Regions from separate parts of the Mus musculus genome. Here regions 1 and 2 are each linked to region 3. The links are chromatin loops, found by intact Hi-C in ENCODE. Cell type or tissue: heart. All regions are shown on one strand.

What was found. Hi-C counts contacts between places; a loop is a spot of excess contacts. Peaks named below come from ENCODE experiments on the same cell type or tissue, not always from the same donor. Only the 100,000 strongest peaks of a DNase experiment are listed, where the experiment ranks them.
Region 1: it touches region 3 in a loop (5-fold over the local background); 2 of 42 quality-filtered maps call a loop at or near these places.
Region 2: it touches region 3 in a loop (2.3-fold over the local background); 2 of 42 quality-filtered maps call a loop at or near these places.

What each region holds. Positions count from the first base shown.
Region 1 is chr11:77,604,705-77,612,704 of GRCm38, forward strand. Taok1 (TAO kinase 1) reads right to left here and starts at 3,111. Exons shown (of 21, transcript NM_001364134.1): 1 at 2,504-3,111. In heart, no CTCF peak of the experiment used is centred here; DNase peaks (open chromatin) are centred at 2,387 and 3,227; H3K4me3 peaks cover 2,796 bases; H3K27ac peaks cover 2,137 bases.
Region 2 is chr11:77,508,594-77,516,593 of GRCm38, forward strand. It overlaps Trp53i13 (transformation related protein 53 inducible protein 13), which reads right to left and starts at 4,680. Exons shown (of 7, transcript NM_001024920.1): 1 at 4,567-4,680; 2 at 4,304-4,372; 3 at 4,060-4,101; 4 at 1,005-1,133; 5 at 483-680; 6 at 1-398. The coding sequence starts at 4,638. It overlaps Abhd15 (abhydrolase domain containing 15), which reads left to right and starts at 6,524. Exons shown (of 2, transcript NM_026185.4): 1 at 6,524-7,459. The coding sequence starts at 6,606. In heart, CTCF peaks have their summits at 4,668 and 6,628; DNase peaks (open chromatin) are centred at 4,688, 4,988, 6,448, 7,208 and 2 weaker places; H3K4me3 peaks cover 4,863 bases; H3K27ac peaks cover 3,837 bases; H3K27me3 peaks cover 657 bases.
Region 3 is chr11:77,682,188-77,690,187 of GRCm38, forward strand. It overlaps Nufip2 (nuclear fragile X mental retardation protein interacting protein 2), which reads left to right and starts at 3,952. Exons shown (of 4, transcript NM_001024205.2): 1 at 3,952-4,320. The coding sequence starts at 4,041. In heart, a CTCF peak has its summit at 3,799; DNase peaks (open chromatin) are centred at 3,884, 5,204, 5,314 and 5,534; H3K4me3 peaks cover 3,515 bases; H3K27ac peaks cover 2,825 bases.

The DNA.
Region 1 (8,000 bases), 77 kb before region 3:
TTTTGCCATATTTAGGGAAGAGCTCCTATCAGCTATAAAGATGCCTTGGTTATAATATGACTCAGTAAAGCAATTAACCTACACCCTGTGTATGTCCTTAAATTTTGTAGCTATTGATAAATCCATTCTTGCATCTTTCCAAGATAAAATCAGTCACTCTTTACTAAGCAGTATGTTTGGATTCATCCTAGTATATGAATCTATTATCAACAACAAACTATAAAGCAGAGAAATAGGTATTACAGCATAATTTTTCCTGAATGAGGAGAAAGCTACATATTCTGCAACATACACTTTATGTCATGAAGTAAAGGTTCAAATGAAACTGGGCACAGTAGCTCAGCACTCAGAAGGCTGAGGCAGAACTGCCACAAGTTCAAGGCCAGCTAAGACTGCATAGAAGAACCTGCCTCACTGCCGCAGAGGTGAGACAGGAGAGTCAGTTCAGGGATAACCTCAGCTATGCAGTATTTGAAGACAATCTGGACTACATAAGATCTTGTTTCCCCAACACCATCCCCCCCCAAAAGAGAGACAGATTCAAATGAATTTATTCAAAAGAATAAAGCAGAAATGTCCATGTTTTGAGAAAAACATAATGCAGCTTTCCTAAATACTATGGAATTAAAAAAAAAAAAAAGAATTTAGGACAGGCATAGTGGCCCACACATTTAATCCCAGCACACAGCAGAGACAGGCAGATTTCTTGTGAATTTGAGGCCAACCTGGCCTACATACCAAGTTGCAGGCCAGCCAGAGAACTCACTCAGCACTGAATACACAGTATAGTGAGATGCTGTTTCAAAAAAAAAAAAAAAAGTTTAAACTGGAATATGAAGGCACACACCTGTAATTCTAGCACTTGGGAGGTTGGAGACAGAGTTATCAGGAGTTTACAGTCATCCTCAGCAACCAACAGTTACACTAGCCTGGGCTACATGAGAAAGAAAGAACTTAAGTCAATGCCTAGCAGTACTGCTATATCTTTAATACTTGTATTCATAATTTTAAAATAACATATTAAGTAAAGCTAGACACAAAATTTGATGTTAATAAAATATCAAGATAATTAGCATAGTTTAGCAATCTTTATTACTGCTAATATTCACATATAGAACAGTTTTAAAACACTTCACTAGTAAATCTAAACAATTTAAAAAAAAATGGACCCAGGTGTGGAGACTTCACCTGTAATTCCAGCACAAAAGAGGGTGAGAGGCAGAACTGCTAAGTTCAAGGCAGTATGAATACAGAGTCCCTACCTATAAATCCGGGAGGATTATACTTCAAGAGTCTGCTAAAGATGAGAGAAAAAGTAAAAAGTATATATCAAGACTTCTTCAGGACTTGAAGGCTAAGTTTTTGTTTCAAAAGGCACTTACCAGAATGCTAAAACTGTTATTTCTGCTTCTACTAACCACAAAAATCAACAAGTACTACTGCCAAGACAAGATGGTTTCTTTTAAAATTAGGATGACATGAAGCAAAAAAGAAAAAAATGAGTACAGAACACAGATCATAACAGAATTGGGTGCATCACCTTACATTTCCTTAAGAAGGAATATCTGCTACATGAAAGTTTGTAACAATTTTCAGAGACTTTCTGTATCAATGTCATGCAAAATATTATTAACCTTAAAAAGTCACAGCCCGAGGCAAACGTCTGATTATATGAGTTTCAATGTAATAATTTCTAATAATTCTCAAAGAACTACAAAAGCCAAAGGGGACCCTTTAACAGTTCATCCAGGAATTCTCCCCTCTCTCAAAACAGAGTAAGAGAGACATCAAAACTGTTCTAACACGAGGCCATATCCCAACAGTAACAAGAGCGGACATACTTCCCATGGACATATCTCAGGGGAATATCCGAACAGTACTGTCATCGATTTAAAAAGCAAAGGGAAAAAAAAACTAAGCTCTCCAAGGGAAGCGCCATTGCTCCAGCCCCCCACCCCCACTTCTGTGTATGCATGGGTATGTGTACGAAGAAACTGACTTGTACTCCTGCAGCACTGCAGTAGACTAGAAGATGGGGGGGGGGGATGCTTCCATCACCCCTTACATTAGAAAGGTACAGACTTCCTTGGGGAGGAGTGGAAATCATCCAGTTGGCTGTCCAGAGCATTCTCCATTCCCAAGAATACAGACGCTACAAAGGAGGAGGAGCGGGAGCAGAGACCAGAAAGGGACCTCGCGCCTTTAAATCGGGGTGCACGTCAACTCAAATCTCCCTAACTAGAGCCACACCTTCTTAGAAACATCCCCTTCCACCACCTCTTCCGGTGACCCTTAGGAAAAAGGAATGCAATTGCTCTGGCCCCTCAAAACAGGAGGGCGCCCAGCTCACCAGTTTCTTCACCCCACCCACAGATTCACAGACCCTCCCTGTCTCCCTCCCCCACTCTATCCCCGATCTCTTCTTTCACCCGGAGAGGCCTGAGTGGGCACAATCTCCCCGCCCCCTCCATGTCTTCCTTTCCCAAAGCAGAGGTGCCCTTACCCCTTCGCCGGCAGGTCTGGGGCAGAGCAGACGGGCGCAGACCCCTGGAGCGCTCCGGTGGCCGCAGCGCTGGAGAGCGAGGAGTGAGGAGGAGGGGGCCCGGCGACAGACCGCCGCCCCCCCCCCAGCCACCCAGCCCAGGCTCTACGACAAGGGGCCGGGGGGAGGGAGGGGGGGACGAGGGGACGACCGGGGTCGAGGAGGCGCCCTTAACGCTCCGGCTCAGTTAAGATGGCGCGGGGGAAGTGCCGGGAGTCGCCGCCGCCGCCGCCTCGGGGGAACCGGACCGGGGCCTCGGCCGCCTCCGGTCCTCCCAGCCGAGGCCCTGTCGGTCCCCCGCCGCGGCCCCTTGGCGGGCGGGCCCACGCGCACCCCTCCGCCACCACTACCACCCCTGGGAAGGGGGCGCTCACAAAGAGAAGAGAGGCCGCGGGCCGTCGGGCCGCGGGGCGGGGTCCCCGGGGGCCGAGAGGCCTGGGAGGTTCGCGACTGCTCCGCGCTCTCAGCCCGCGAAGGGCGCAAGGCGAGTGGGACCCCTCCTCTCTCCTCAAGCGGGCGGCGGCACCGGCTCACTCTCTTCGCCACCCTCCCTCTCTCCTTCCAAGCCCTGAAGCCACAGAGCTCGGCCGCTGCCCAGGTTCTCTCCCCCCCCCCTTCCCGACACCACTCCCCTCCTCCCGACAGACATCTCAGCCTCAGATCTCGCGAGAGTTCTTGCCTGACAGGCCCGACCCTGCGCGAGACAGGACAGTATGCGCGCGCGGGCGCGGGCGCGCGGGCGTCCTCTCGGGAGTGCGCGAATACTTAAAGCTGGGCGGAGTGGCCCGAGTGGCCCGAGTGGCCCGGAGTGCTAGGCTTGGTCCAGTCCCACCCTCAGCTCGCCTTCGCTACGCGGGCGTCAGGTGCGTGCTAGTCAGTCCCGGAAATCCTGGGGAGAAGAGCTCCGCGCAGTCCTTCCCTCTTCCCACCTCCAGAACAGCAGCCTCCCACTAATACTGCCAAACTGAAACTTTGCTCCAAAGTGGAGAACATCTCATTCCTACACACACCTTAGTTGGACTCCTCGTGGGACTCAGGGATAAACTTCGCAGCATAATCACTATGTACCTGCGTTTGTGCGGTACTGATGGTTAGTTTGGGAACGGCAGTTAAAGACTTTCATATAAGCCATATTTGTGATGGAAGAAAAAGAACTTCAAAGGGCTTTGTAGACTTAGAGTAAAAGATCTTTTTCAGTATAAAAGAAGCAAGTTGGCCAGTAATCAGGAAGCAGAGGCAGGTAGATCCGAGTTCTAGGCCAGCCTGGTCTACCTAGTACATTCTGGGTTAGTCAGGGTTACACAGTGAAACCCAGTCTAAAAGCAACAAAGTAAAGTAGTCTATGTAGGAAAGAGGTAAATCTTAGCGTGGGTTTAGAAACAGTTTTTTAAAACACATACACACACACCATCTTCAGTCACCCCCGATCTAGTCTAGGACTTTAGCTAGAACAGACTGTAATTGTTATTGAGGATCTAACAAGTGACCTGGTAGTGATGGGTCACACCTGTATTCTGTAATCCCACCCAACACAAGAGGCTGAGGCAGGAAATCATGAGCCTGAGTTAGATAGAGGCCAGCTTGAGCTATACTTTAACAACCTCTCTAGATATTGACAGAGAGAGAGCAAGAGCGCAAGAGGGGGTTCAGAAATTAAGAGCAAGTTCTGCTTGGTCTTGCAGAGGACAGTTTTCCAGCACCCGTGTAAGACAACTCAAAACCAACACACACACACACACACACACGTTAATTAAAATCTTTTTAAAAAACAGAAAACTCAAAGAAGAAAAAAGAAAAAAAGAAGAGAGAAAAAATGAAAAAAAAATTAAAAAAAAAAAACAAAAAGAAAAAAAAAACAAAACAACAACAACAAAAAAAAAAGCCAGAAAACTCAGCTAGGTATGGTGGCGAACGCCTTTAATCCCAGCACTCAGGAGGCAGAGGCAGGTGGATTTCTGAGTTCGAGGCCAGCCTGGTCTACAAAGTGAGTTCCAGGACAGCCTGGGCTATACAGAGAAACCCTGTCTCAAAACAAAACAAAAAAAAAAAAAAACAAAACAAAAAAACAAACAAAAAAACCCACCTCTTTTAGCGGAGTATGGTGATGCACAATTTTAGTTCTAGTACTCAGGAAGCAGAGACAGGAGGATCTCTGTAAGTTGGAAGCCAGCCTGATCTACAAGGCAAGTTTCAGGACAGCCATGGCTCCATAGAGAGACCCTGTCTCAAAAAAGAACCAAATATATATATACATACAAACACATTCATACAGACACAAAGTGTGTGTGTTCCTAGTGTGGTGTCCTATGTACCTCTCCCAGTATTTTGTTGTTTGTTGTGGATGCAGGAGAATCAACAGTTCAAAGTGAAGGTTATCCTGGTATAAGGAATTTGAGCCAATCTGGGGTTATATAAAACTCAATCTCAAAATCAAGCAAACATACCAAAAAAAAAAAAAAAAAAGCCAATGCCCATGACTACAGTCATTTAAGAAAACATGCTGGGGCTAGGGGATGACTCAGCTGCTAAAGTGCTGTGGAAGGAGGTCAGTTCGAATCCCCAGCACCCACATGGTGTGCACCTATAATCCGCACACTGGGGAGGTAGAGCTAGGAGGACAGGGACTCACAGCAGCTAGATAGGGCAAATTCCAGTCTTTCACTTTGTAGACCAGGCTGGCCTCGAACTCAGAAATCCACCTGCCTCTGCCTCCCAAGTGCTGGGATTAAAGGCGTGTGCCACCACGCCCGGCTCAAATTCCAGTCTTAAGAGACTTTGTTTCAAAAAATAAAGTGAAGGGTTACCAAGATGACTCAGTGGGTAAAAGGTCTTGCCTTGAAAACCTGCCCATCTGAGTTCAGTCCCAGGAACTCAGGTAAAGTTCCTGATTCCACAAAGTTCTCCTCTGATCTCCATATCTCTGCATTGCAATGTTCATGCCTACATACACACATCATACACCCACATACTAAAAATACATATTTTCTTTTAAAATGGAGAGCTGCCAGGCATGGTGCCTCATACCTTCAGACCCAGCAATAGAGAGGCAGAGGCAGGTAGACATCTGTGAGTTCAAGGCCAGCCTGGTCTCCCAGTGGGGATGTTTAGCATCAAGCATCCGTAAGTACAAGCTTCCAAACACATGTGCATACATATACAGAATTGTGGATTAGCTGGGTGGTAACACATGACTGTAATCTTACCACTTGGGAGGCTGAGGCAGGAGGATTGAGTTCCAGGCCAACCTTGGCTACTGAAACCTGATCATATTGACCCTGGTTGCTCTATCTGGTGAAAACATTTAATCCTTTTCTTCCTGTAATCTACGACATTTGACATAGCTGACACTTCCTTCTTGAAACTATCCCTCCTTGCCTTTTCAAAGCCCCTCAAAAAAAAGCAGTTTTCTTTCTATCTTCCTTTCCAAACAGGGCCCCTCCTCCTCCACCTAACACTTAAAATATGTGTATCTCTAACTTTGGTCTGTCACCATAAGAGTTTTTTCCCACAGCCTGGAGCTATAGTAATACATTTGCTCATCATATGGAAAATCTGAGTTCCAACACCAGGACACACACACACACACACACACACACACACACACGCACACGCACTGTTCCCTGCCTCCTGGTTGTTTCATATATAAGACTAGAAAGAGATTCGAACCCTCCCATAGTATTTTTATGGGAAACTTCAAACAGAAACAGGAGAATTATTATAGAATAGTAATCTCTGTGCCTGTCATCTGACTTTATCTATTTGCAATCTTTTTTGTTCATTTACATGAAAGGAGTTCTCTTGCAGCCCAGGCGTTTTAGTATTATAGGCTCCCAGGCATCTCAGAACATCTAATTTATTTATCTGTTTTCTATTTACCATTCTTTCTTTGTCTTTTCTTTTTTTCTTGTTTGTTTGTTTGTTTGTTTGTTTTGTCTATGTAGCCCTGGCTGTCCTAGAACTCATTCTGTAGAACAGGCTGGCCTTGAACTTAGAGACCTCACTGCCTCTGACTCCCAAGTGCTGGGATTAAAGACCTGTGCCACCACTCTCTGGCTTTGTTACAACATCTTTATACAGTTTGTCTAAAATTTTAATAGCTTTAATATTTGATCCATGGTCACCTATCTCAATAATTTCCAAAATATCTTTGACAGTTCATTTATCTAAATTGGGATCTGAACATGACTCACTTGACACTTGATTAATAAAAGCTTCACCTTCTTCTTCTTTTCTTGTACAGAAAGTTCCCTGACACTTCTGCCTGCTTAGTTTGTCTTTTTGTCTTTTCCATTGTTTGTTTGACATTTACTTGCTGAAGAAATGAGATCACAATGCCGGGAGCCATAGCTCATACTCAGTCCCAGCACTCAGGAGGCTGAGGCAGGAGGATTGCTTCAAGTTCAAGGACAGCCTGAGCTAATGTGGGAACCTGTCTCAGAAAGACAGGCAGGCAGAGAGGGATGGAGGGAGGGAGGGAGGGAGAGAGGGAAGGAAAGAGGGAGGGAGAGAATATTCTAAAGAATTTGTCTACGTTCTGGACTTAACTATATCCTCATGATATCATTCACATTTGCTTCAAAGCGCAAATTTCCTGGAAATTAGCAGTTAAATCTAAAGACTTGATTGTATTTAAGATACTCTTATCTTTGTCAGAATGTTGTGTTGGGCGGTGGTGGCTCACGCCTTTAATCCCAGCACTTGGGAGGCAGAGGCAGGCAGATTTCTGAGTTCGAGGCCAGCCTGGTCTACAAAGTGAGTTCCAGGACAGCCAGGGCTACACAGAGAAACCCTGTCTGGGGGTGGGGGGCGGGGAAGAATGTTGTGTGGATGCTATTTATAAAACTATGTTGAAGGATTGTTTGGTTAATTGACTGATTTATATGTACTTATTATTTATCTGTTTTTGAGTCAAGGTCTCTCTGTGTACCCCTGGATATCCTGGAGCTCAAAATGTATACCAGGTTGACCCCAAGCTTACTGAGATTCTCCCACCTCTGTCTCTCAAGTGTTGTTCTTTTTATTCTTCAATTGAGTGGGTGTAGGTAGATGGGTGTGGCTGGGTATGTGTGTGTGTGTGTGTGTGTGTGTGTGTGTGTGTGTGATGGTAGGTAGGGTGGGGGTGATGGTGGAGGGGGAGTGAGGGTGGGTCAGTGAAGGTGGGTGGGGTGGGTCTGTGGTGGTGGTGGGTGGGATGGGGTGGGGTGGGGTGGGGTGGGTCTGTGATGGTGGTGGGTGGGGTGGGGTGGGGTGGGGTGGGGTGGGTCTGTGATGGTGGTGGGTGGGGTGGGGTGGGGTGGGGTGGGGTGGGTCTGTGATGGTGGTGGGTGGGGTGGGGTGGGGTGGGGTGGGTCTGTGGTGGTGGTGGGTGGGGTGGGGTGGGTGGGGTGGGTCTGTGGTGGTGGGTGTATGCATGTGAGTAAGGATCCCTGTAGAGGCCAGAGACTTCAGAACACCCTAA
Region 2 (8,000 bases), 170 kb before region 3:
GCCGCCTCTTCAGTACGTGGAGTGGGCCCTCGGGCTACCCGGGGAGGCCCTGCGGCCCGAGGAGCTGGGGAAACCTGACCCGGACAGGCACAACCTCCATGGTTGCCTTGCCCACTGGGCATCTGAGCCTCTGTCCTGGACCTACCATTGCCTCCAGGTCCCCCAGTCGTTAAGGAGACCGGGGCCACAGATGAGGTTCCCAAAGTCAACTGCTGGGCCTTCAGGCTCTGTGAAGAGGCCAAGGAAACCCTCAGGCCTGGGGGCGTGGATTGGAGACCAAGGGCAGCCCGGAGACCCCTTCTCTTCACAACACTGATCGAGGACCGCCCGGATCCTCTAGATGTCACCTGTGCACCAGGAGGTCGCCAGCTCCGTAGAGCAAAGGCCAGAGTCGGGGCCTAAGGAGAATAGAAAAGGACTCAGCCCCTACTCTCTATTAACCCAATATTCTTGCCAGCAAGCCTGGTCCCAGCACCCCTCACCTGTACACACCGTCTCCCACACAGCTTCCCTCTTCTGGAGGCTGGCATCGTGGGAGTGGGCCCAAAAAGATTGTCAGAGAGAAACCACACACTCTTTCTCTGCTTCCGCCGCCGCTGCCTCTTCAGCCAGTGGGCAACCCAGGCTGGCTCTATCCATGCCAGCTCCAGTGCAGTCCCCCATGCTGTCAGCACCAAGGGCTATGAAAGAAGGTGACGTAGAGCTAAGATGGAAGAAGACCCTGAGTTTTCCTTCCTCTGCCCATAGTGCCTCGCTCTTCCGTAGCACAACACCCTAGTTTGGGGGTGGGGGGAAGAGGAAGAGACAGGTTCTCACTGTTCTAGAATTCAATATGTAGACCAGGATGGCCTCAAGCTCAGAAATCTGCCTGCTTTTGCCTCTAGAGTACTTGATTAAAGATGGTAGCCACCAAGCCCAGGTTTTTTGTTGTTTGTTTTGGGTTTGTTTTGTTTTGACATTTTTAATTTCTTTTTCTTTTAGCACATCTTTCACTAACCACTTACCCGGTCCCACGTGAGACTGAAGTCAGGAATGAGCGTGGGCTTAGCCACATACAGGTGGGCCAAGAGTGCAAGCTGGAGCTTCAGCCAGGGGTGGGCACAGGGGTGGTAGAAGAAGGCGATACCCTCAGCCTGGAGGAAAGGCAGAGATATCAAGCCAGGCCCAGCACCCTCCCAGAGAATCACAGCGTTTCCTATCCTAGGTGCCAGGATAAGGAGGTTACCAGAAAGTGCCCATCCACTTCCAGGAAAAGGCAAAGGGTCTTGAGTACTGAGATGTAATCCTTTCTAATTCACTTCTCTTCTCCATCAAGTGCACACCCCCCCCCCCCAAAGATGCACCTCTGGGCAAGACCACATGGCTGTAACCCCATTAGACTCCAGACATGCTCCCTAGCCCCCACACACGGTGCTGGGGATCGCACTGACCCGTGTCCCTGGCCCTCAGACCCCTGCATCTGGAGGTATAGGTTGTGAGCTGTCACGTGAGTACTGGGAACAGACGCTGGAAGAGCAGCGGAAGCTCTTAACCACTGAGCTGTATCTCCAGCCCAGTGAGAATGAGGAGGCTTCCGCTGTATCTCGGACTGTGTATGCATCAATGGCTCTACAAGTCCCAGCCCTGGCCCTCAGATAAAGACCAAGTCTTCTACTTCTCCATCTAATCCTCGCGCTCTCCCAGGAGTGTCCAGACACACTTGACTGCACGATCCCAGGGTAGGAGCATTTCGTCGGACATTATTCTGAGTTGACCTGTGCTGGGTGCTATAAAAGACACCAAAAGAGAACTCCCAGGCCTTGAGGAAATGTATAAGAGACTCAAGGAAAGCTAGGTGTGATCATGTACACCTGGGATCCCAGCCATTTGGAACAAAAGATTGAAAGTTCAAGGCCAGACCAGGGTACACAGTAAATACCAGGCTAGCTTAGGCTAGGTGAGCCCACCTCTAACGGCCATGGAGTAGGGGGAGAGAAATTCAGGGAAGTAAAAAACTGATACAACTCAAACCGGGGTGTGTGTGTGTGTGTGTGTGTGTGTGTGTGTGTGTGTGTGTGTGAGTGAGTGAGAGAGAGAGAAGAGAGAAAGAGAGATGGGCTGGGGAGATCTGGGGAGTGGAGGTGGAAGTTCTAGGGATCTGAACCCACACAAACACTCTACCAGCAAGCTCGATCCTCAACTGTCGTTTCACTTTTCCCCCCTTAAGTTTTAGTCAGTCTCACAACATTGTCCAGGCTGGCCTTGAGTTCATATTTATGCCTCCTGCCTCAGCCTCCCGAGTAGCTCAGAGTATAAAAGTCTACGCCACCATGTCCAGACAGCTCAGTTAACGGTAAGAGGATGGGATAAAGGCAGACAAAGTATGAGGGAAAGGGATGCTGTGACTTCTGCTGGGCCAGGGTGTGAAGCTGTGGGTTTCAGATCCTGATAGGCTGGGAGTAGAAAATAAACCAGAGGGCTGGTGAGATGGCTCAGCGGTTAAGAGCACTGACTGCTCTTCCAAAGGTCCCGAGTTCAAATCCCAGCAACCACATGGTGGCTCACAACCATCCGTAATGAGATCTGACACCCTCTTCTGGTGTGTCTGAAGACAACTACAGTGTACTTACATATAATAAATAAGTAAATCTTTAAAAAGAAAAGAAAAGAAAAGAAAAGAAAAGAAACCAGAGAAAAGAAGGTAGGTATCTCAGAGGAAATGAGCCTGGATTCACATGTGTGGTGAGGGCCTGTGATGCTGGAGAAAAACGAATCAAGAAATCAGATGAAGATAATGCAAGTCTTAAGTCAGACAGGGGAAATCAGCCATAACAGGTGGATTGTAAACATAACTAAAAATAAATAAGTCATAAAGTCAGATGGATTCTGAACAATGAAATAACTTAAACAGAAGGATTACATGCAACAAAGAGACAGCCACGTCCGGTGGTGTACCTGCTGTAATCCTAGCCCTTCAACGGGCAGGAAGATCAGAGCTTTAAGGCCATTCTTGGAGGGGGCTGGAGAGATGGCTCAGCGGTTAAGAGCTCAATCCCAGCAACCACATGGTGGTAATGAGATCTGACACCCTCTTCTGGAGTGTCTTACATACACTACAGTGTACTTACATATAATGATAAATAAATCTTAAAAAAAAAAAAAGGAACACAGTAAAAATAAAATAAAATAAATAAGACCATTCTTGGCTATAGAAGAAGGTTGAAACCAGTTTGGGCTACATGAGACCCTGTGTCAGAGAGAGGTGGAGGGCTGGAGACACAGCTCAGTGGTTAAGAGCTTTTGCTCCTCTTCCAGAGGCTCAGTTCCCAGTACTCAAATGACAGCTCACAACCTATATCTCCAGATCCATCTCTTCTGAATATACAAACACACAGGCCTCAGGCAGTGGCACAGGGTTTTAATCCCAGTACTCTGGAGGCAAAGGCAAGTGGATGTCTGTGAGTTCAAGGCCAGCCAGGTCTACTGTAGTGTATGTAGAGTGAGTTCCAAGACAGTCAATGCTACATGAAGAAGTGCTATCTTAAAAAAAAAAATCAAAAAACCAAAACTAACCAAAGTTAAAAACAACAACAACAAAAAATACCCCACAGGCAAAATTCATACCCATAAAATAAATATAAACAATTTTTAAAAAGAGCATTCATTAAAAATTGAACTGTTTACAACACATTAAAGCACACATTGCTAACATGATATAGTGTTTTGCAATCCAAGCACTATTCACTCACTTCTCAAAGCTGAAGGGACAGAATGCCATCTCTTGCAGAAGAAAATCAGAGCCAAGAAAGACAAGAGAATCCAAATCACACCAGCATTGGGATATAGGTTGTTTTTGCTACCTTCAGAGTAACTTGGAGTTACTTGCCATGCATCTAGCTACTCAACAGAACCCCTGACCCCACACTACCCATCTGCCCTGGGACTGGCAAGTGGAAGCCTCACCTCTTTCTACACAAAGTGGTAAGGAATGGACTGAGAGCCAAGATAGATAGAGGTAACCTGCGAGGCACAGTCTGCCTCCAGGGAAGGCTCCCAAGATGGGCTACTGGTTGTACTTACCTGTCCTTGGCTCACCTGTGTGTAAGTCACTCTTGGTAACACCTACACATGAGAAAAGAAGAGAGCAGCTGGGGACTTCGTGTTGGGTGTGAAGAAGGGGACAACCAGCCCCAAGCCCTGGGCTGAGATGAAGACGCTGGAGACTGAGGGCAGGAGAAACCACAGATGTCCCAATCGGGCGACCACCGAGGGTGCAGCGAGGCCGTTCAAACCCTTCTCGTCCTCGGCCCTACAGGGTTCCTACCTGTGGAGGCACAGGCCACAGGCCTTCAGGACAAGGGGTTCCTGCCTCCTCCGCCGGCTCAGCCACCACCTGTGGGTCCAAGGCGAAGAGCTGGGCGTTGGCCTCTGCGAGGGCCCCGCCCTTTCGGTTCTAGGAGTAGAGGCGCGGACGGATGGAGGGGCCTCCGAATCCCCTCGCGCGCGCCACTCTTTCCAGGACAAAGTTGAAGCAAAGCGCTTTGAGATTCCCCCGGCCAAGACCTTACCCGGAGCCGGTCGCCTTACCTCGCGAAGGCTCAGGAGCCCCACCAGGGCTACCAGAAGCAACCGGGGCGGAGGTGGAGGAGGATGAACCATTTCAGCTGGGCCAGCAGTCCCGCCAACCAACTAGCTGCAGCGCCACTCGCTCGCGCGCGCCCGCGACCCCGCGCCGCTCGCGCGCCCACGTAGACCGCGGCTCGCGCACTGCCTTGCTCCCTCCTCGCCCGGCCTCGTGCCCCGCCCCCCCTACCGCCAGGCCCGCCCCCGCCCCGCCCCGCCTCGCCTACCGCCAGGCCCGCCCCCGCCCCGCCCCGCCTACCGCCAGGCCCGCCCCTGCCCGCCTCCAGGCCGGCGCACGCGTCCTGAACCCAAAGCCGGAAAAGTTAGTCGCCAAGGATCTCCTGGTCTCCAAGCCCATGGAACCACCTCCCTCGGCCGAGATGCGTCCCGGAGCGTTTGTGCGACCATCAGAGCGCAACTGTATCGCCTGAGTAGAATCTTGGAACCCCGCAAAGGGCAGGAAGTGAGATCCTTAAGGACCGGGTGACCCAGGTGGAGACTTGTGTGCTCTTTTGGCAAACCCGCTCAACACGGAATTATGAAATCCTAGCTGTCCCAGAGAGAAGGTCCCGGCTCTAGCGCTTCACCTTCACGTTGCTCCAGTCCTGCTCTCGCTAATAATAAGAACTGAGCCCCGAGCTGTTTTGGGAGGGTCTTAGGCCCAGAAGCCTTAAGAAGCCAGAGCTTTCTTGATTCCCGCTCTCCTTTGCCCAAGGAAACACTGGTCCGAGGAGCTACAGTGCTCAGCTCGGCCTCCCTTGCAAGGGAGCGCTGCAAAGGAAATCCAGCTAAGGATTGACGCCCAATCAAAAGTTTGAAACAGGCCTGCGAGATGGCTCAGTGGGAAACGGTGCTGGCCGCCAGCCTGACGACCAGAGTTTAATCTGTGGACCTAAGTGATTGAAGGAGGGACCTGATTCCCACAGATTGTCCTCTGACCTAGACACACACACATACACACACCCCTAAACAAATCTTTTTAGGTTTGAAATACATCAAAAAATAGTTATTTCAGGCCTCTCCCATGTGCCCGGACTTATTTCACCCACCCCTGCAGAAATGACCAGATGTTGATCTGACCTAAAGAACCACACTTCTCTCTACCAAAGCCCCACCGCGGGGCTAAGCATCCCTTAATCCTCTCCCTCAACATATTCGGCCAGACTCGAGCCTCTTTCCTTTCCTACAGTCCTTCTTGATAAGTAGTGGAGACGCCTAACTCTTGGAAAGCGTCCTTGGGGGTGGGCTGGGAAGGCCACAAGTGTCTACCGGCTAGTGCCCGGATGCCCTCCAGAGAAACGACAGCCACCTCCCTCAAACTCGTGGTCAGGGTCAGATGCTTCAGTCTGCCTCTGGCCAGGTGCAGAGTCCCAGCCCTACTGAGTTATCGCCCAGTTGCTGGTCCTGGCTGGGCGGCAGGGCCAGGCGAAGGAGAGAGAGATAACACGTCTCTAGCTGCAAAGGCAGCAGCGAGTGGGGAAAGTGAAGCCAGCGAGGGATCAGCGCTTTGCTCCCTTCTTGCTTTTTTGCTACTCCTCAATAGCGGATCCTGAGGGTGCAGTGACCCAGGGTCTCCCCTGGAGCCAGACTTCATTGAGGGCAAGGGTAGAAGCAGGCACCTCCCGTTCACCCAGGCCTCCAGCCTCACCCCCTCCCCAATCCTTTCCTAGCACTCCTTGTTCCGCTCTCTCTGGTTGGCCCTCAGGTCCTCGCTCCCGCTTTGTGGCCCGGCTCTCTTTCACCCTCTGCTCCAGCTTGTCGCAATCGCTGTACAAAGGGCTGGGGGCGGGAGTGGGGGGGCGGGCGAGGGGAGCTCGACCCGAACTGGCTGTCTCCTCCTGACCACGACCAATCCGGAGCGCGCGCGCCCTCCTGCTTGGGAGGACTCTTGACAGCCACGGGCGGCCGGGCGGAGCCGCGCGGACAGAACGAGGAGCCCGACGAGAGGACAGCTCCGCTCCCCGCAGCCCAGTGCCTCCCTCCGGGGACTGTCCTGCCAGGCCATGCCTCCGTGGGCGGCCGCTCTAGCGCTGCTACTGGCGGCGCTCGCCTTGCTCCTCCTGCGACCCTGGAAGCGCGCTGTCGGAGCGCGAACCTCAGTCCGGGACCACGAGGAGCAGGAGGTGGCGAGCGGAGGCCCCGCGGATCAGTTCAGCGACCGGCGCGAAGCGCTCCCCGGAGGCTGCAGCCTCATTTGCAAGCCGTCGGCGCTGGCCCAGTGCCTGCTGCGCGCTCTGCGACGCTCGGCGGCGCTGGAACCCAGCCCCCGCTCCTGGCTGTCGGGACCCCACCTGCAAACCTTCTGCCACTTCATCCTGCCAGTCGGGCCCGGGCCTGAGCTAGCCCGTGAGTACCTGCAGCTGGCAGATGATGGGCTGGTGGCTCTGGATTGGGTCATAGGACCTTGTGCCAGGGGCCGCCGGGTCACCAACCCTGGGAGCCTCCCTCCAGTGCTGTTGGTAATCCCCAATGCATGGGGACGCCTCACTCGCAATGTACTGGGGCTCTGCCTGCTCGCCCTGGAGCGCGGCTACTACCCGGTCATCTTCCATCGCCGCGGCCACCACGGTTGCCCGCTAGTCAGCCCCAGACTACAGCCTTTCGGGGACCCGTCCGACCTCAAGGAGGCGGTGACTTACATTCGCTTCCGACACCCGGCGGCCCCCCTGTTCGCGGTGAGCGAGGGTTCAGGGTCCGCGCTGCTGCTGTCCTACTTGGGGGAGTGTGGCTCCTCCAGCTATGTGACTGGCGCCGCCTGCATCTCGCCAGTGCTACGCTGTCGCGAGTGGTTCGAGGCTGGCTTGCCTTGGCCCTATGAACGTGGGTTCTTGCTGCACCAGAAAATCTCTCTCAGCAGGTGGGTAACGGGAACAGAAGTCTACAGCTCTGCCTGGTATGGGAACAGAGCTTTGTGGGTAGGTTGGGGCAAAGTTCTCACGAGGTTTCCAAAGCTGTTCAAACCCTATAATTGACATAGAGCCAGGAAAGTGGGTTTCAAAGCCATATTAGCCCCAGGGCCTCCGTTAGGGCCCCATCAGTTCATCTCAGTCGCAGGTGTCCTAGCAACCGGTGGTCAGCAGAGGCCTGCACCTGGCATTTACCACTTAGTCCATAGCTAGATAGGTCAACAAACAGGGCTCTGGAAGCAATTGCGGCCGATTATCTGTCCAGAATATTTACCTTCAGGCTCTGAGCCAGGAGGTGGCAGGAATGAGAGATGTACAGTCTTTGGTTTTTTTAAATCCTTCAATCTGACAGATGTTTTACATATTTCTAGGTGAGTACACAACACTTATTCCTGTGTTTGTTCTTTCTGAGTCAAGGTCTCATACAACTCTGGCTGCACAGCTGAGGGTGTGTGTCCCTGAACTCCAGACCCTCAGCCTTTGCCTCCTAAG
Region 3 (8,000 bases):
TTTTTGTTTTTTTGCTTTCATATTTTTTCCCCATCCTTTGGGACAGGGTCTCACTCTGTAGCCTTGGCTGGCCTGTAACTCATTATGTAACCCAGGCTGTCCTCAACGTTGTACTCATCATCTTGTCTCAGCCTTCATAGTGCTGGGATGAAGACCATAAAAGGCCATGTAGGACCTGAGGTTATACTGCTAAGTCAAATCTCAAAATGTTAGTAACATTTTAATAGGGAAGGATTCAGGTTTAAGATGGCTCTCATTAAGAAAAAAAAAAAATATTCTGGGCCTGGAGAGATGGATCAGTGGTTGAGAGAATGGTTTCTTGTAAAGTGCCAGGGATTCTATTCCTGCATCCACCTAGTAGTTCACAAAAATCTATAACTCCAGTTCTAAAGTATCTGATCATTTCCTATGGTCTCTGAGGCACCAGACACACATGTGGTACCCAGACATGCACACAAAACACCCATAAGACACACATTTTTTAAAAAGATTATTTGTTTGTTTGTTTATTTTATATGAGTACACCACAGCTGTCTTGAGACACACACCAGAAGAGGGCATTGGATCCTATCACAGATGATTGTAAGCCACCATGTGGTTGCTGGGAATTGAACTCAGGACCTCTGGAAGAGCAGTCAGTCCTCTTAACTGCTGAGCCATCTCTCCAACCCCACTATTTTTATAAAAAGAAAAAATATTTATATTATATCTTCAAATATTACATACTGAAAAATATCACCCTACAGTAGTGGCGCATTCCTTTGAAGGCAGAGGCAGGCTGATTTCTGAGCTCAAGGCCAGGCTGGTCTACATAGTGAGTTCCAGGATATCTAGAGCTACACAGAGAAACCCTGTCTCAACAAACAAAAAGCCAAAAACCACTCCTCTACTCCCCAACAAAAAGGAAGGAAGGAAGGAAGGAAGGAAGGAAGGAAGGAAGGAAGGAAGGAAGAAAGAAAGAAAGAAAGAAAGAAAGAAAGAAAGAAAGAAAGAAAGAAAGAAAGGCAGAAAGAAGAGAAAGGAAGAGAGAAAAGGGAAGAAAAAAACAGATACTAGCTACCACGTGGTTGCTGGAAATTGAACTCAGGACCTCTGAAAGAGCAGTCAGTGCTCTCAGCCACTGAGCCATTTCTCCAGCCCTGATGGCTCAGTATTTAAGAGCACTGTCTGCTCTGGTAGATGATCTGAGTTTAGTTCTCAATAAGAGTAGATCACAGCTATCAATAACTCTAGTTCTAGGGTATCCTACTTGTCTGGTCTCTAAGGGCACTGCACACACACACACACACACACACACACACACACACAGAGTCAAAGAACACTTGTTTAATTTAATGAGTCTTATTAGGCAGCCCTGGCTAGCCTTACCTCAGCTACATAGACTAGGCTGGCCACAAACTCATCGACAACTGCCATCTCTACTTTTCCAGTCACACTGTAAAAGCTATAAAATACATACCTATTATCAAATAAATTCATAACAAAAAATGTTGTATATATACCTTCCCAAAGCATACTTACTCACCATGAAATATTTAGTCATAAAAAAAGGAAAGACCTTTTTATTCATGTAACGTAATATGAATACATCTTAAAGACATTATGGTAGCACACACTTGAAATACCAACATGTGGGAGGTAGAAGGATCGAAAGTTCAAGCTCATCCTTGACTGAAAGTGAGTTGGATGTTAGTCTATGCTATAAGAGACTCTGACAAAACAAAACAAAACAAAACAAAAAACCAAAACAATAAATGCTAAGCAAACAGAAATGAATAATTAAAACAGGGCTGAAGAGATGACTCAGTGGCTGAGACTTCTTGTTGCTCTTGCAGAAGACTCAAGTTTAGTTCCCAGCCCCACACAGTGATCCTAACCATTCTTTTTGTTTGTTTGTTTGTCTTTGCTTTTTGAGGCAGGGTTTCTCTGTGTAGCCCTGGCTGTCCTGGAACTCACTCTGTAGACCAGGCTGGCCTCCAACTCAGAAATCAGCCTGCCTCTGCCTCCCGAGTACTGGGATCACAACCATTCTTAATGCCACATGTAAGGGACCTGACAAAGCTCTTCTGACTTTAGCAGGCACCAGGCATACACATGGTGAACATATACACATGGGGATAAAAAAAAAAATCACACATACAAAATACACCTAATTATGTGTACCACGTGTGTGTCTGGTGCCCTTGGACTTCAGAAGGGAAGTTGGGCCCCCAGAACTAGAGCTATGGATGATCATGCTGCTGCTGTGTGAGTGCTCAGCATTGAACTCTGGTCCTTTGCAAGAGCAGAAAACGCTGCTTTTAACAGCTGACCTATTCCTCCAGCCTTAAGGGCTTTATCATTGAAAAGGTATGGGGTTTCAAGAGATATAGGTTCTAGTGCCTGCAATGACAGTATTTGTGAGGGGGACTGAAACAATTTGAAGCTAGCCTGGGCTACATAGTGAATAACAGGCCAGTCAGAGATACAGAGGAAGATCAAAAACAAACAAACAAACAAACAAACAAAGACAAAACAACAAAACAAATACAAAGTAAGATGGTAAACTTTACATTTAAATTTTCCCTTGGGGGGAGGGCAGTGATGGTGGGGCATGCCTTTAATCCCAGCACTTGGAAGGCAGAGGCCAGCCTGGTCTACAGGAGTGAGTTCCAGGACAGCCAGGGCTGTACCAAAAAAAAAAAAAATCCCTTATAATACATAGACAAATGTATATCTAATTTAATGAATTTTAAAGCAATTATTCATGTAATAGCAATAGCACATTGGCTGGGGTATGCTGGTGTGTGTAGGACTTTAATCCCAGCATTCATGAGGCAGAAACAGGGGGAATCTCTTAGTTGGCCAGACACTTCTACTTAGGTAGTTCCAAGCCAATCAGGTTTACATAGTCTGTTTCAAAAACAAACCAGTCCAAAACAAACAAAACTCCTAGCCAAGTCCCCCAAATATATATTTCGAGGGTACCCCGTGTCTGTGCTTATCACAACCTTCTTCCTATCATAACAGGTTAAATTAACAGCATAAATTGCAAATACACCTTTACATTTCAATGTTTTCCTTAAATTTAATACAAAAATGTTTTAAAAACCCAAACCTTAAGAACTTTTAAAGGGTTCCTTTCTCCTTTATTTCACTTTTGAAAGTCTTAGTCTAAAATCTATTTTGGTTCCATAGTTGACCTCACCTGCAGTGTTTGATTAAAAAAACAACAAAAACACCCAAAAAACTTCAGTGTAGATTTTTTTCATTCCTCCCTCTCTCTTGCTTTCAACTACAAAGAAACAATGATTTAAGCCCTTTGTCCCCTTTTAGAAAATTACACAGATACCCTATTGTGGAACCCTATAATCCCTCCGTGGAAAGGAAGAGATTAGCATATGAATACAAAGCAAAATGAATCCAGAATACGAAAACGATCTATCGAGTTGTGAAGCTCTTGTATTCTTAAAAATGTATTTATTTCCTCTTTTTTGAATTGCCCCCTTCGTGGTTTAAGGGTTAAGGAAATTGAGCTTTCCTCTCTGGCTACCCGGAAAAGAATTAAACACACACACACACACACACACACACACACACTCACAACCCAACACATTCTAGGAGGTGCAAAACCAACAGATGGCTCCTAGCGCCAGTAGAATCGTCAGTGGAATCTGCTACACTCGACATCAGCTTGCTCGGTGTGAGGAGTGTAGAAAGTGCTGTTCGCTAACTGCGTGGTGAAGGAGAGAAAGCGATAGAAGAGAGAGCCATAATGCTGACGTTGAAGGCCCGGCCCTGTGAGGTTGCATAGGGTAAGTGGCGTTGGCCAGGCGGCGGTGGCGAAGGGGAAGGGAAGAGGATTTGAGCTAGGGGCGGGGCTTGACGCGCAGCGTGGCTCCTCATTGCTGGAGCACGGCTGCCAATCTCGCAGATCCTCTCGCTTAACCAGTGCGCTGGCGAGACGCGCTCAGATATACCGAGCGAGCGCGGAGAAGCAGTCTCAGATCCTGACGGTGCAGCAGCCCGCAGCCTCAGCCAGGGAGTCCCAGCCGCTTTCAATGGAGGAGAAGCCCGGCCAGCCACAGCCTCAGCACCATCACAGCCACCACCATCCGCACCATCATCCCCAGCAGCAGCAGCAGCAGCAGTCGCACCACCACCACCATTATTATTTCTACAACCACAGCCACAACCACCACCACCACCACCATCACCAGCAGCCTCACCAATACCTGCAGCATGGAGCCGAGGGCAGCCCCAAGGCCCAGCCCAAGCCGCTGAAACATGAGCAGAAACACACCCTCCAGCAGCACCAGGAAACGCCGAAGAAGAAAACAGGTCTGAGAGGGAGGGCGGTGGGGGAAGGGGGACTGGATTGGAGGGGGGGGAAGCGATGGGGGTGGGGCTAGATGGGAAAAGCGCGGACCCGGTCCGGGTGTGCGTCCCGCCGGGCCGGGGATGCCCCCTTCCATTCTTCCCGGGCGCGGGCCGGGCCGCGAGGTGGGGATTGCAGCGCCCTCTCCTTCCCTTTAGCATGGGAGAGGCCCAGCCAGGCCGGCGTGACCTTCCTCGGTCCCCGCCCCGGCCGGCCGGAGGCAGAGCTGTGCCCTCGGCCTTGGAAGTCCAGCCTTCATCTTCTTTTTCCCCTCTAGTGCGGGCCCTGGAGTTGCCTGAATGTGGGGGCCCCTAAGAAGGGGGTGAAACTCAGCCGCCCTAAAAAAATAAAATAAAAAATTCCCCCGAGGTGTATGTAATTCAGGCCTAGTGAATCCATCCTGATGCGGGTGGTGTCGCGAGAGCCGCTTGCAGGCGGCGACGAGCGGGGCTGAGGGCTAAGTTGAGGAAGCGTCCTCGCTCACCCGCCGCCCCGAGCCCACCTGTGGCCTTGGGGTTTGCCGTCTGGGTGTGTGGGGGACCCTATCGTCCCTCGGGTCATTTCCACCCCTAAACGCCCGTCTTGCGCGTCCGGACCCCGTTGTCTGTCCGCGAGGGCTTCTCCGCAGGCCGGCGCCCCTGGCCCGCTCGCCTCGGAGCCGGCGAGGCTGGAATGTTCTCTCCTCCTCGCGGGGCCGCTTCCTGTCCGCCATGTTGGAAGCTGATTCCTGTCACCGACTCCGGCCGGCGGAGGAGCGGAGGGGGAAGGGTGCCGAAGGCCACACGGCACGCCGGCCCGGCTGCCCCGGGACCCTCTGCGGCCCTTTTCCGGGTCCCCCCCGCACTGCGGGCGGCCGCCGCCCGCCGCCCCTCCCCCTCCGCGCCGCGCCGCGCCGGGGTTGTGTAACCCGGTGGCGGCCGCGCGGCCCCGGGCGGGTCCCTGGGGTGAGGGGCGGGGGCGGTTGGGGTGGGGGAGGGAAGCGGCCACGAGGGGAGCGGCCTGCACCGTGGCCCCGCGCGCCCGACGGCCGCGTTTCCCGCTCCCGGGTGCGGCGGGAGGCGCGGGCGGGGAGCGGGCCTTGAAGAGGAGCTTGAAGGGGGAAGGAGGCCCGGGCGGCGGCCGTGGCCGTAGCGTTCCGCTGGCCTGCGAGGGGCGAGGGGGATTCGTTTTGGGGAGAGGCGGTGCCTGAGGCCGGGTGGGGTACCCAGCGGGAACCAAGCTCCCGGGTCACGAGTTTCTCTGCCACAGGAATCTCATCTCCTGCCAGGTTCGCTCACGACTCCGCCTCGGAGGCTTTTTCACTTAGGCCTTTTTTCTTTATAGCAGCGCATTTCCTACCCAAAAAAAAAAAAAAAAAATGGGGGGGGGTTGGGGAACAACCTCTCAAACTTTGTTCCATTCGTTTTCCACCGAACACCTAAACTTCTGAGCTGGGTAGTGACTTTGTGGGAGGGATTAATCCGATGCTCTAATGGGTGGGACAACACGGGCAGTTTTGGCTTTCCTGTTTCTTTAACTATGAACTGGAAGTGACTTGTCCATGTGGTTGTCACCAGCCCTTTACCTTGGACAAGACCTTTTTGGTGGTTAAGAGGCGTTTTGGTGCATTTTAAAACCGACTTCCATCCCCTAACTGAGTATTATTTAACATTAAATGTGGAGCCTTGAGCTACTTAAAATAAGCATCAAAGTTTATATATTCACACGTTTTGTTTTGTTTTGTTTTGTTTTTAACTGAAAAGGGAATGAAGAAAGAAGTGTTAAACTTAGTCTTTCAAGTAATACAAGTAAGTTACTGGTGAAAAACTTACTGTAGACAATATAACTTTGAAGGCAGAGCTGAGTGGATATCAGATTTTCTTTTGTAGGGTAGTAGGGACTGATGATAGAGCAGAAGTGTTTAATTGTAAGGATTTACAGCAGCCTAGAAACTTAGGAATTATGTAACTGTATTAGTTTTGCTTTTCATGAGGTGAGAAAGTATCAAGGTTGCCCAGTGGTATTGTTCACAGATTCAGAATTTGTCTTTTATGAGGTTTATGTATTCCCCACAGGGCTCCTCACTGCATAGAAAGGCAGACCCTGAACCATTCATTGAAGGTGGCCCTCCTCACAATGTGTCTTAACCTGGGATGAAGAATGAGGAGGGAACTGGGTTTAGGAAATTTAGAGGTTATTAACAGTTGGGCTCAGCGGCTTTCCCGTATGTGGTTTGGTCGTTGGGTACTGTGCTAAAAAATCTAGAAAATGCTAGGGAAATACTTAACAAGTTTTTATGAACCATTACTTCCAAAGCTATGAGAAACTGGTTTTCTGGATCCAGAAGAGGGCACAGGAGACAAAACATGTTGAGTAATTGCAGTGTCAAATCTAAAAGCTAGATTTATTTGGGACTCAAGTTTTGCTGAGTCCATTTGAAGTGGAGTTCTCATGGCACCCTAAATAATAAAGACACAGGGATTCTTTAATTGCTTTCTGTAATAACTACCATCTTCACATTTTTCTTAAATATCTAAGCTTTAAAAGGTACTTATCATACTTAGTGCATGTCAAGGCCATAGGGAGACAAATATGTAGTTAAGTGAATTTTTGTTTGTTTGTTTGTTTGTTTTCTTAATTTTCAGAGACAGGGCTTCTGTATAGCCCTGGCTGTCCTGGAACTCACTCTGTAGACCAGGCTGGCCTCGAACTCAGAAATCCACCTGCTTCTGCCTCACCTAAGTGCTGGGATTAAAGGCATGTGCCACCACACCCGGCTTGCCCACCTTTTAATATATATATATGTATGTATATATATATATATATATATATATATATATACACATATATATATATATAATTATGATTAATGAGCCAGAAGATACAGGTATTGCTTAACTTATAGTAGATGGTAAAGTAGTTCTTTCCTTGGTTGCCTTTGGTCCAGGCAAATCTATTGATTTGGGTCTCCCTGCCCCTAATTTTTGTTTTTGTTTGAGACAAAATTTCAGGGATACATATCTAGACTTGGCTTAACATTTTGCATTTTTTAAAAGAAAATGTTATAGAAAACAAAACCACATACTATTTTTGTCAGTTTTTAGAAAAATGGTAATGTAATGCTGGGAATATGGAATTAATTTTTTCCTAACTACTAAGGGTTGAGAATTGAACTTGATACATGGCAGTATGTTTGTTTCTGATGCAGGGCAGTGGCTGCACACATCTTTAATTCCAGTATTGGGAGGCAGAGGCAGGCAAAACTCAGTGAGTTCCAGGGTGGCTAGGGGTACACAGAAATCCTATGTCAAACAAACAAAAAATATTGTCTATAGTTGGTTTTTGTGCAACTGTGTTCTTTTCTGGAAGTTCATACAGAAGAAAAGTATTTGTTGTTTGATTATTGTTAGAATTGAGGGTTTCCCAAAGGTCTTTTGAGGTCATAAAACAATTGATAAAACTAATTGCTATTTTATTAGTGAGTAGAAAGCTGTGATTTAACCAGTAAATCACTTTTTAAAAAAGATTTATTTATTTATTCTATGTAAGAACACTGTAGTTGTCTTCTGACAACTCCAAAAGAGGGAGTCAGATCTCATTACAGATGGTTGTGAGCCACCATGTGTTTTCTGGGATTTGAACTCAGGACTTTTGGAAGAGCAGT